2 separate regions of the Homo sapiens genome follow, and region 1 is linked to region 2. A link is an interaction called in ENCODE POLR2A ChIA-PET data of the cell type or tissue named here. Cell type or tissue: HepG2. All regions are shown on one strand. Each heading gives the region's core, and the rest is flanking DNA. Links, peaks and the distances in the headings are about the cores only.

The links. ChIA-PET counts read pairs that join two places held together with the same protein. Peaks named below come from ENCODE experiments on the same cell type or tissue, not always from the same donor. Only the 100,000 strongest peaks of a DNase experiment are listed, where the experiment ranks them.
Region 1: POLR2A ChIA-PET joins it to region 2 with 16 read pairs; 5 of 35 experiments call an interaction of 5 or more read pairs at or near these places.

Annotation. Positions count from the first base shown.
Region 1 is chr17:43,682,993-43,688,359 of GRCh38, reverse strand. All of the region lies in intron 3 of LINC02594 (long intergenic non-protein coding RNA 2594), which reads right to left. All of the region lies in intron 1 of LOC107985085 (a long non-coding RNA gene), which reads left to right. Among named protein-coding and RNA genes, the nearest start is that of LINC02594, 21 kb to the right of the region's middle. In HepG2, for the core only: a CTCF peak has its summit at 3,902 (motif pointing right); a DNase peak (open chromatin) is centred at 2,969; H3K4me3 peaks cover 389 bases; H3K27me3 peaks cover 2,509 bases.
Region 2 is chr17:43,528,436-43,533,802 of GRCh38, reverse strand. ETV4 (ETS variant transcription factor 4) reads left to right here. Exons shown (of 13, transcript NM_001079675.5): 7 at 455-616; 8 at 864-1,129; 9 at 3,622-3,696; 10 at 3,851-3,919; 11 at 4,127-4,299; 12 at 4,567-4,668; 13 at 5,060-5,367. The coding sequence ends at 5,284. It also overlaps a transcript of DHX8 not described here. Among named protein-coding and RNA genes, the nearest start is that of ETV4, 15 kb to the left of the region's middle. RefSeq lists an enhancer at 4,667-5,208. In HepG2, for the core only: no CTCF peak of the experiment used is centred there; DNase peaks (open chromatin) are centred at 1,666 and 2,932.

The DNA of each region.
Region 1 (5,367 bases), core at 240-5,239, 150 kb before region 2:
AGGAGGAGATGTGATGGCAGAAGCAGAGGCTACAATGACACGGGGCCATGAGCCAAGGAGTGCGGCAGGCTCTAGAGGCTGGAAGAGGCAAGGACCAGATTCTCCCTGGAGCCTGCAGAAGCACTGCAGCCTGCGGGCACCCCGCTTTTCAAACTTCTTCCCTCCACAACTGTCATAGTCCGTCTGTGTTCTCTGAAGCCACTTGGTTTATGGCAGTTTGTTACAGCAGCACTAGGAAACTCACATAGTGTTAGAAGGAGAAGCATTGCCAGGGAAACTGCACCTGGCAGTGTAGGCTTCCCTCTGTACTCAGTGCTAGGGAGGTACCCTTACCCTGAGGGTCACCCCAGATCACCCCAGAGTCATGTGGCTCCTCCTCTCCAGAGGCCACAAGGCCACCACCCCCTGCCTGCTCTTCCCTCATTCATGACGTTCTCACCCTCACGTGCTGGGCTGCAGCGGGGTCTCCCACTGTTTTCTTAGTCCCCCAGACTCCTGCAGCTTTTCTGCAGCCTGACCTCCTTCCAGATGGTTTTCCCTAGTACCTCACCTTTCCCCATCCCTCCTCTCAAAGACGCTAAGGAAAGAGCGACTTGCACCCAGGGCTTTTTCCCGCAGCCCCTCCCTGGTTCTCAGCCACTGTCTTCGGTCACCTCTCACTGCCTCCGGTCACCTCTCACTGCCTCGGGAGCCTCAGAACACCAGCCTCCCCTTCCCATCTCCGCTCTGGGGGCCTGCTCCAGTCTGGTGATTCCTCTCTCCATCTCCCAGCACTTGGGGACAGTTATGTCACTCAGAGAGCTCCCAGGGAAGAACCTGAAGAACAGACCCAGATAGAGGGGAGAGAGGGCAGTGGAACCTTATGGAAAAAGGGGCAGGTAGCCAGTGGCTGTGGTGCAAATGTTCTCGAGTGTGGCCCCCGGCCTGCCTAGCCTGGCTGATGCTTATTAAAAGTGCATATTCGGCCAGGCACAATGGCTCATGCCTGTAATCCTAACACTTTGGGAGGCCGAGGTAAGCGGATCACTTGCAGTCGGGAGTTTGTGATCAGCCTGACCAACATGGTGAAACCCCATCTTTACTAAAAATGCAAAAATTAGCCGGGTGTTGTGGCAGACACCTGTAATCCTAGCTGCTTGGGAGGCTGAGGCAGGAGAATCGCTTGAACTCAGAAGGCAGAGGTTGCAGTGAGCTGAGATCACACCACTGCACTCCAGCCTGGGCAACAGAGTGAGACCCCGTCTGAAAAAAAGAAAATGCATATTCTGGCTGGTGACGATGGCACATACCTGTAATCCCAGCACTTTGGGAAGCTGAGGCAGGAGGATCACTTGAGCCCAGGAATTTTAGTCCGGCCTGGGCAACATGTCGAAACCCTGTCTCTACAAAAAGCACAAAAATTATCTGGGTGTGGTAGCACACACCTGTGGTCCCAGCTACTCAAGAGGCTGAGGTGAGAGGATTGCTTGAGTCCAGGAGATTGAGGCTGCAGTGAGCTGTAATCAGGCCACTGCACTCCAGCCTGGGCAACCAAGCAAGATCCTGTCTCAAAAAAAAAAAAAAAAAAAAAAAAGGCCGGGCACGGTGGCTCACGCCTATAATCCCAGCACTTTGGGAGGCCAAGGCAGGTGGATCACGAGGTCAGGAAATCAAGACCATCCTGGCTAACACGGTGAAACCCCATCTCTACTAAAAATACAAAAAATTAGCCGGGCGTGGTGGCAAGTGCCTGTAGTCCCAGCTACTTGGGAGCCTGAGGCAGGAGAATGGCATGAACCTGGGAGGCAGAGCTTGCAGTGAGCCGAGATCGTGCCACTGCACTCCAGCCTGGGTGACAAAGCAAGACTCTGTCTCAAAAAAAAAAAAAAAGGTCAGGCTTGGTGGCTCATGCCTGTAATCCTAGCACTTTGGGAGGCCAAAGCAGGCGGGGCTGATCACCTGAGGTCAGGAGTTCAAGACCAGCCTGACCAACACGAAGAAACCCCATCTCTACTAAAAATACAAAATTAGCCTGGTATGGTGGCACATGCCTGTAATCCCAGCTCCTCAGGAGGCTGAGGCAGAAGAATCGCTTGGACCTGGGAGGGGGAGGTTGCGGTGAGCCGAGATCGCACCATTATACTCCAGCCTGGGCAACAAGAGCAAAACTCGGTCTCAAAAAAAAAAAAGTGCATATTCTAGTTGGGCATAGTGGCTCATGGCTGTAATCCCAAAAATTTGGGAGGCCAAGGTGGGAGGATCTCTTGAGACCTGAAGTTAAAGATCAGCCTGGGCAACATCACAAGACCCCAACTCCAGAAAAAATTTAAAAATTAGCCAGACATGGTGGCGTGCACCTGTAGTCCCAGCTACTTAGGAGGCTGAGATAGGAGGATCGCTCGAACCCAGAAGTTTGAGATTGCAGTAAGCTATGATTGCACCACTGCACTCCAGCCTGGACAACGAGACCCTGTCTCTAGAAAAAAAAAAAAAGGCACGTATTCCTGGACACCCCTCTCACCAATAAACACATCCTTGCCAGAGCAGAATCTCTGAGAGTGGGCCCAGGAGTCTTCAGTCTACCATGCTGCTGGGATGTGTCTTATACAAAAATCAGGAAGTAGGCCGAGCACAGTGGCTCGTGCTTGTAATCCCAGCACTTTGGGAGGCCAAGGCAAGCGGATCACCTGAGGTCAGGAGTTCGAGACCAGCCTGGCCAACACGGTGAAACCCTGTCTCTATTAAAAACACAAAAAATTAGCCAGGCATGGTAGCGGGCGCCTGTAGTCCCAGCTACTCGAGAGGCTGAGGCAGGAGAATTGCTTGAACCCAGGAGGCAGAGACTGCAGTGAGCCAAGTTTGTGCCACTGCACCCCAGCCTAGACAACAGAGTGAAACTCCGTCTCAAAAAAAAAAAAAAAAAAAAAAAATCAGGAAGTAGAAAGAGAATGGACTTTGAAGTCAGGGAGCTCTGGGCTGAACTCCTAGCTTTCCCCACCTCCTAGTTGTGGGAATGCTCTTTATCTTCTCCAAACCTGTGTTCTCTTCCATAAAGCTGGGGGCTCTGATCTGCATGTGGCGGGAATTATGAGGATTCAGATAAACAGGGAAAGCACAGAGGCAGATGCTGCGGACGCCCTCCCGCATCTTCTGGGGGTCCCCTCATCCTGGAGCCCAACGGACCTAACTTCTGACAGCCTGAGGGCCCCTGGGAGTGCTGAAGAATGAGTGTCCCACCCACTCCATCCAGCAGCCTTAACAAAGGACGGGGATGGAGTTGGTGTATAAGTACCCGCTCCCTCATCCTTCCAGTGGGATAACTCTGAGGTGCAGGTTCCATGCTGGCTCCTGAGTTTCCCAGCAAAATTAAGCTTCCGTCACCCGCCGGGGTGCCCTTCCTGACAACACGCCCCTGTAAGCTGCCTTCCTTCCCTGGGTCACCTCCCTACCCTCCTACTGGAGCTTCCTGTGAGCATCCCTCAAACAAACAACTTGCCCTCAAGTACTTGTCTCAGGTCAGCTCCTGCGGGACCCCAGGCTAACATAAGCCTGGCAGCCTGGAAATGAGCCTTTTTTTTGAGACAGTGTCTTGCTCTGTCGCCCATGCTGGAGTGCGGTGGCACAATCACAGCTCACTGTAGCCTCAACCTCCCGAGCTCAAGCCATCTTCCCACCTCAACCTCCAGAGTACCACCATTCCTGGGTAATTGTTCTCTATTTTTTGTAGAGACGGGGATTTCGCCATGTTGCCCAGGCTGGTCTCAAACTCCTGGGCTCAAGGGATCCACCCGCCTCGGCCTCTCAAAGTGCTGGAATTACAGGCAGGAGCCACCACGCCTAGCCGTGAGTTCTTTTTCCTCTCCTCGTCTTTGACTGTCAGTGTGGAGACCAGGTTGGCCCAGACCAAGCAAAGCCACCAGAGGGCCTGGATAGTGCTGTGGCTTGCAGGGATACATAGACACTGATGTCCGGGACCCAGCAAGGACAGTGTCCCCTGACTGTAAGGATGCCATCGAAGTCCCAGGAAAGGCAGCTCACCCTTCCCTTCCCCAGATCCCCAGTATCTGCTAGTCAGGAAGCAGAGCTATAGGCCCATCCACAAGAATCCCCTAATCCCACATCCCTCAGTCTGAAATTGGCCCTAACCACAACTTTCCCTATCTTCATCTTTCTTTCCTAGTTCCTCAGACACAAAGCAAACAGCCACTTCCCCGCTCCTCAGAGACACCTTGCCTCTAAATCTTGAAACTGCCAAGCCCCAGCTGGCTAGGCCACTGGCCACATGAATTCTAGTCCCCAGGGGCACTGAAGTCACCTCCCAGAGAAATCCCTATGATTTCATCTTCTATTTAATCTTTATTTCTCCTCATACTTTTCAGAACTTCAAATAATTTCTCGTTTGTAGTAACTAGGAAGCCATAAATCGCCCCTTTATGTCTAAGGAAAATCAATTGTTATTTGACATTTTACCTTAATATTCCCGACTTCCTTCAACTGTAATAAAGCTTCCATCTGCCTTTTATTTTACAGGCAATTAGTAAGTCACCTTTTTAAAATTTCTCCACATTTTCTATCAAATGAATGCTAGGATTGAAAGGGGAGAGCTGTTTTATGGGATTGAACTCACTGAGTAGAAGGGATTTATCTGTAGCCTTCGAGGTACCAACACTCATTAATGGGTTTTATTGATTTGGGGGCTTTTTAACCCTTAGCAATAATACAGGTGTCACCTGCCCAAGGCAGTTGGGAGGGGGCAGGGATGCTGGGAGGGGCTGTGAGGGAGTCCACACATTTCTGAGCCCTGGGCCCAAGCTAGAAAGGCAGAGAAATGAGATCTAACCCTTTGAAGTGTGATCACGCTCAGTGCAACCACACCCTCAGAGGTAAATCATAGCCCAGACACCCTCTTTTTCCTGGAGACAAAGTTGGAGTTTTTTGGGTTTTTTCTTCAAATTACCCAGGGGAATGCAATGCTTTTGCACCCCTATCATGGGATCAAAAGAAAGAGGCCCATTGTTGGGGTTCAAGGCCCTGGGCTTGGTCTGCCTCTTTTAGCCCTGGGGTTGTGGGCAGGCCAGGGAAGGAACCTCTGAGACTCAGTTTCCTACGATGTGAAGTGGAGAGAAGAATCTCCTCTTTAGCCACCTCTCAGGGCTGCTGGTGTTCGCCCCCAGACCACGTCTGTGAGAAATGCTTAGAAGACTATGCAGGGCGTAAGAAACTACATAAGGAACCAATGAGAATCCTAGTCACAAATGGAAACCTCAGTCCACAAACTCCAGAACGAAACCTTCCTTGCTTTTCTAGAACTCATCTTATGGGTTCTGTACCCCCCATTGCCTGGGCTGGTGGAACTCTGGTGCCAGTCTTTCCCTAGCAATTTCTCCA
Region 2 (5,367 bases), core at 99-5,098:
CAGGGGGCACCCATGAGCAGAGGCAGCAGCTGAGATGCAAGTTAGACAACAGAAAGGATTTTCTAGCACTTGTAAGGAAGCAATACAGCTAAGGATTTCCTCTGAATAGACGGAAAACGCAGCAGAGGGCCTCAGGAATATATACTGAGGCCAGAGCAGATTCTGTTTCCACCAAGAGGCCCACTGTCCCACCTAAACCATTGCTCTGAGCAACAAATCCCCCCTGTATGAATCCCAGGGGTTCAAGACTAGCCTGGGCAACAGAGGGAGACTGTCTCTGAAAAAGAAAAGAATTGGCTAGGGCTGAGTCTGTGGCTCCTGCCGTTCCCTTCTCAGCCCCCTCTATCCTTCCTTCTCCTGTAATCCCTGTGACCTCGCTTTCCTAGGAATGAAGGGTTCAAAGATGCTTTCCAGCTTCTCTGCCCCCTCACCCCTGTCTCCTTCTCAACTCCAGTGCCTATGACCCCCCCAGACAAATCGCCATCAAGTCCCCTGCCCCTGGTGCCCTTGGACAGTCGCCCCTACAGCCCTTTCCCCGGGCAGAGCAACGGAATTTCCTGAGATCCTCTGGCACCTCCCAGCCCCACCCTGGCCATGGGTACCTCGGGGAACATAGGTAAGGAGACAGGGAAACCCACTGCTCATGGGCCCAGGTGTTTTTTCAATTCCTGAGTGTTCTCCATAAAGACTTGAGCTGTGGGGTGGTAGAGGCAGGGGGCAGTGGAATAGAAAGGGAGAAATACTGACACCCCAACCCCCTACCCCCCATTCCGGAGCCCACTCTAAAAGCCTAGGAGTAACAGGCTCGAGGAAGGATTAATTTAAAGTTCTCTTCTCTTCCTTCTCCATCCAACCACATCCAGCTCCGTCTTCCAGCAGCCCCTGGACATTTGCCACTCCTTCACATCTCAGGGAGGGGGCCGGGAACCCCTCCCAGCCCCCTACCAACACCAGCTGTCGGAGCCCTGCCCACCCTATCCCCAGCAGAGCTTTAAGCAAGAATACCATGATCCCCTGTATGAACAGGCGGGCCAGCCAGCCGTGGACCAGGGTGGGGTCAATGGGCACAGGTACCCAGGGGCGGGGGTGGTGATCAAACAGGAACAGACGGACTTCGCCTACGACTCAGGTAAGAGACTGGGGTGGGGCAGGGTGGCATGTGATCAAGTGTTCAGTTAAGCCCAGAATGTCTCCCGAGTTTTTTTACATTGCTGTTTACCATTTCATACATCCAACCCACCCACCCACTTTTTTTCTTCATAATTTCAAAAGAATGTTATTTTTCTTTCTTTTTCTTTTTTTTTTTGAAATGGGGTCCTGCTCTGGCCCAGGCTAGAGTGCAGTGGCACGATCTCTGCTCACTGCAACCTCTGCCTACCGGGTTCAAGCGATTCTTGTGCCTCAGCCTCCCGAGTACCTGGGATTACAGGCACCAGCCACCGTGCCCGGCTAATTTTTGTATTTTTAGTAGAGATGGGGTTTCGCCATGCTGGCCAGGATGGTCTCGAACTCCTGACTTCATATGATCCATCGCCTCGGCCTCCCAAAGTGCTGTGATTATAGACATGAGCCACCTCACCCGGACAAATTATTACTTTTCAATGAGCAAACCTATATTCAGATTAAAAGATAAGGGGGGCCCCCGGGGCATGGTGAGTCATCTGTAATCCCAGCACTTTAGGAGGCCATGGCAGGAGGATCGTTTGAGCCCAGGAATTAGTTCAAGGCCAGCTTAGGCAACAAAGTGAGACCTCGTGTCTATTTATAAAAAAGTAAAATTAAAATAAAGGGGGATGTAGATCCTGCCCTCAGGTAGCTTGTGACTTAATAGGGAAGTTAAGGCATTTATTTCTATTTAACAGGTGTTTGAGGTTTTAATTACCTATTAAGACCAAACTACTGTGACAGGAACACGAGTGTGCAGAGTTGGGAAATACAAAGATGAATAGGATGTGTCTGGTCCCTATCCCCACAGAGGCTTAAAAATACAAAGGGATTTGAATGAAGAGAAACATGAATTTGAAACTAGCCAGGCTCATGGTTCTTGCTAGTTCTCAATAGGAGGGCAGGGTTTTCTTGTTTTGTTTTGTTTTGTTTGTTTTGAGACAGAGTCTTGCTCTGTTTGTTTGTTTTGAGATGGAGTCTTGCTCTCTCGCCCAGGCTGGAGTGCCACTGGGTTCAAGCGATTCTCATGCTTCAGCCTCCCGAATAGCTGGGGTTACAGGTGCCCATCACCATGCCCAGCTAGTTTTTGTATTTTTAGTAGAGACGGGGTTTCACCATGTTGATCAAGCTGGTAGAAGCACAGGTTAATATGTGGCTTACATATTTGAGCCTCCCAATTGATGTATGCCCTGGCCAGAGGCAAGGGCAGAGGAAGTAGGGACTTCTTTAAATTCTAGTTCCACCTGGCTGTTGACTGGAGTGAGATGCACTCACCTGTGTTCATAAATAGCTATAGTTCAAAGCCTCAAGGGCCGAAGGAGGGCCAGTCCCAGGAAGGGTCCAGAAAACCCTGCCTTTTCTTCTTTCCTCCTGGCTTTTGTTACATTAGTAGCCCTAGATCTGAGTTTATTAGAGTAGGCCCAGAGCTAGCTAGAACTTTAGAATTTCCCTTTTTGTGGTGCCCACAACCGTTCAAGGGCAGGGGGATGAACCACAACCCCCCAGGCTGTCCAACTAAGAACCGGATGGTGCTCCTGTCCTCAAATCCAGGGCATAAGCCTGAGCCAGGCTTGGCAGTGAGCTGGGGAGAGGAGGAGGGAGGCACTCTTGCCGCTGACCTTCAAAGGCTGTAGACCGGAGGGGATTGTGTTACATGCCCTTGAACTCCTGCCCCTCCCCCCAGCTACTCCTGAATGGAGTCAGGAATTCCATTCACAAAATGGAGGCATGAATGAGCCCACCCTCCCGCCTCCTCCCGGAGGTGTCATGTTTCACCATCTTCTCATTCATAGGTGGGAGTGCAGTGGGGGGAGGGCGGGAAGGGGTTGGAACTTGAACGGGTGGCTTCACACAGCCGCCTTCCCGATGTGGAGTGGGAAGGTTCCTATCCTATGGAATGGAATGAAACGAAGTGGAATGTGCTCTGTTAGACCTGAAAAAACAAGGCCCAGTGCCCACTGCCTCTTCCCCAGGTGCATGCAGGCGCACGCTCTGTTTCTGTCACACACACACACACACACACACACACGCGCGCGTGCACAGGGCTGGGAACCTGACCTGCTGACCGGACATTTTTGTCCATTCTGAGGGAGTCTTAGGCGTGGACACCGAACTCTTTCCCCGGACGTTCATCTCACCCTCCCTCCTCCCCCTGAACTCGCAGGAAACAGCTGCTCCCTGGCAGCTTGGGCCCTTCAGAACAGCTTGCCCAGCCCCCGCTGCTGCCTTCCATGGCCTCAGCCGCAGCCCTCAAGTTGAGGAGGGGTTCCAGCATCACACTCCCTCTGGGTGAACTTTCCCTGGGATTTTGTGGTTGGCAGGCAACCTGGGCAAAGAACAGTCACCAGGAAGCAGGCTGGAAGGAAGAAATTCTTGAATGTGGATAGGACTTCCTCCTCCCCTGCCCTCGAGCTCCACCCCAAGCCACTTCTCACATCACCCCTTCTTCCCCCACAGATGTCACCGGGTGCGCATCAATGTACCTCCACACAGAGGGCTTCTCTGGGCCCTCTCCAGGTGACGGGGCCATGGGTAAGGCAGCCCCCCTTCCCCTGCCAAGCCCTCCATGTTGGGGGAGGGAGCGCTGCCATGGGGGAGGGTCTCCCTGGCCAGGAGTCCCTCTGGACTCTCTGGGGTCTCATCGGTGAACCCCCAGATCTGAGCAACCCCCAATTTCCTCCACAAGGCTATGGCTATGAGAAACCTCTGCGACCATTCCCAGATGATGTCTGCGTTGTCCCTGAGAAATTTGAAGGTCAGAGAAGTGACTGTTGATGGGAGGGTCAAGGTCTTATCACGCTGTGTCCCTGCAGGAGTCACATCACGTTTCATTGTTGCAAGAGGGTGGGACCCATAGAAAAGTACCTGGGGAGACCCCTTCGAGAAATCCCTCGGGTGGGAGGCGGTTGCTTGGGGGACCAAAAGACACAAACCCCACACCTCCTATTTTCGTGTTCCCCAGGAGACATCAAGCAGGAAGGGGTCGGTGCATTTCGAGAGGGGCCGCCCTACCAGCGCCGGGGTGCCCTGCAGCTGTGGCAATTTCTGGTGGCCTTGCTGGATGACCCAACAAATGCCCATTTCATTGCCTGGACGGGCCGGGGAATGGAGTTCAAGCTCATTGAGCCTGAGGAGGTGGGCCTCTCGGATGTTCCCAGCCCTCCTTTCCAAAGTTTACAGCCTGGAGGTGGGAGAACCTGGGAAATGGTGGCACGTGCCTCCATCATGATTCTTGCTTTACCTAACCTGAATTCTTGCCAAGCCTAAGTCTGTGGGCTGATGCTTTGTTGCAGAGCTAGCTTGGCACTTTGCACCAAGAATCTCAAGTGCTCTTTCTGACCTTACCCCCATTTTTTCCTCTGCCAAGGTAGCATCTCTACCCCAAAACTGTTTTGTTCCCAGGTCGCCAGGCTCTGGGGCATCCAGAAGAACCGGCCAGCCATGAATTACGACAAGCTGAGCCGCTCGCTCCGATACTATTATGAGAAAGGCATCATGCAGAAGGTGGGGGCTGTGGGTCTAGGGACAAGGTGGTGGGGGGCAGTGGCTGTGAGAAGCTGACTGGGGAGAGGGTCAGCAGGGCAGTTCTCAGCAACTTTGTAGGATCAGATAATGAATCAGTCAGAGAGACAAGAAATTGTGGAGAATCCCAAGGTTCTCCTCCCCCAAAAAAGTGCAACACTGTAACTGAGAAGCCCAAGCATGGAGAAGTTGAGATGAAAAAGGAGTAAGAACTGTGAAGGGAGAGTCAGCTTCTCAGGAACCAGCATGGGAGAGAAATGCCCCGAGCATCTGCCTGTACTGGTAGAAGGGCCACATTCCCCACTCCCCCACCTTACCCCATACAAAGGCTGGGCGGCTAGCCAGGCTGACCAGACCTTCTCTCTCCCCATAGGTGGCTGGTGAGCGTTACGTGTACAAGTTTGTGTGTGAGCCCGAGGCCCTCTTCTCTTTGGCCTTCCCGGACAATCAGCGTCCAGCTCTCAAGGCTGAGTTTGACCGGCCTGTCAGTGAGGAGGACACAGTCCCTTTGTCCCACTTGGATGAGAGCCCCGCCTACCTCCCAGAGCTGGCTGGCCCCGCCCAGCCATTTGGCCCCAAGGGTGGCTACTCTTACTAGCCCCCAGCGGCTGTTCCCCCTGCCGCAGGTGGGTGCTGCCCTGTGTACATATAAATGAATCTGGTGTTGGGGAAACCTTCATC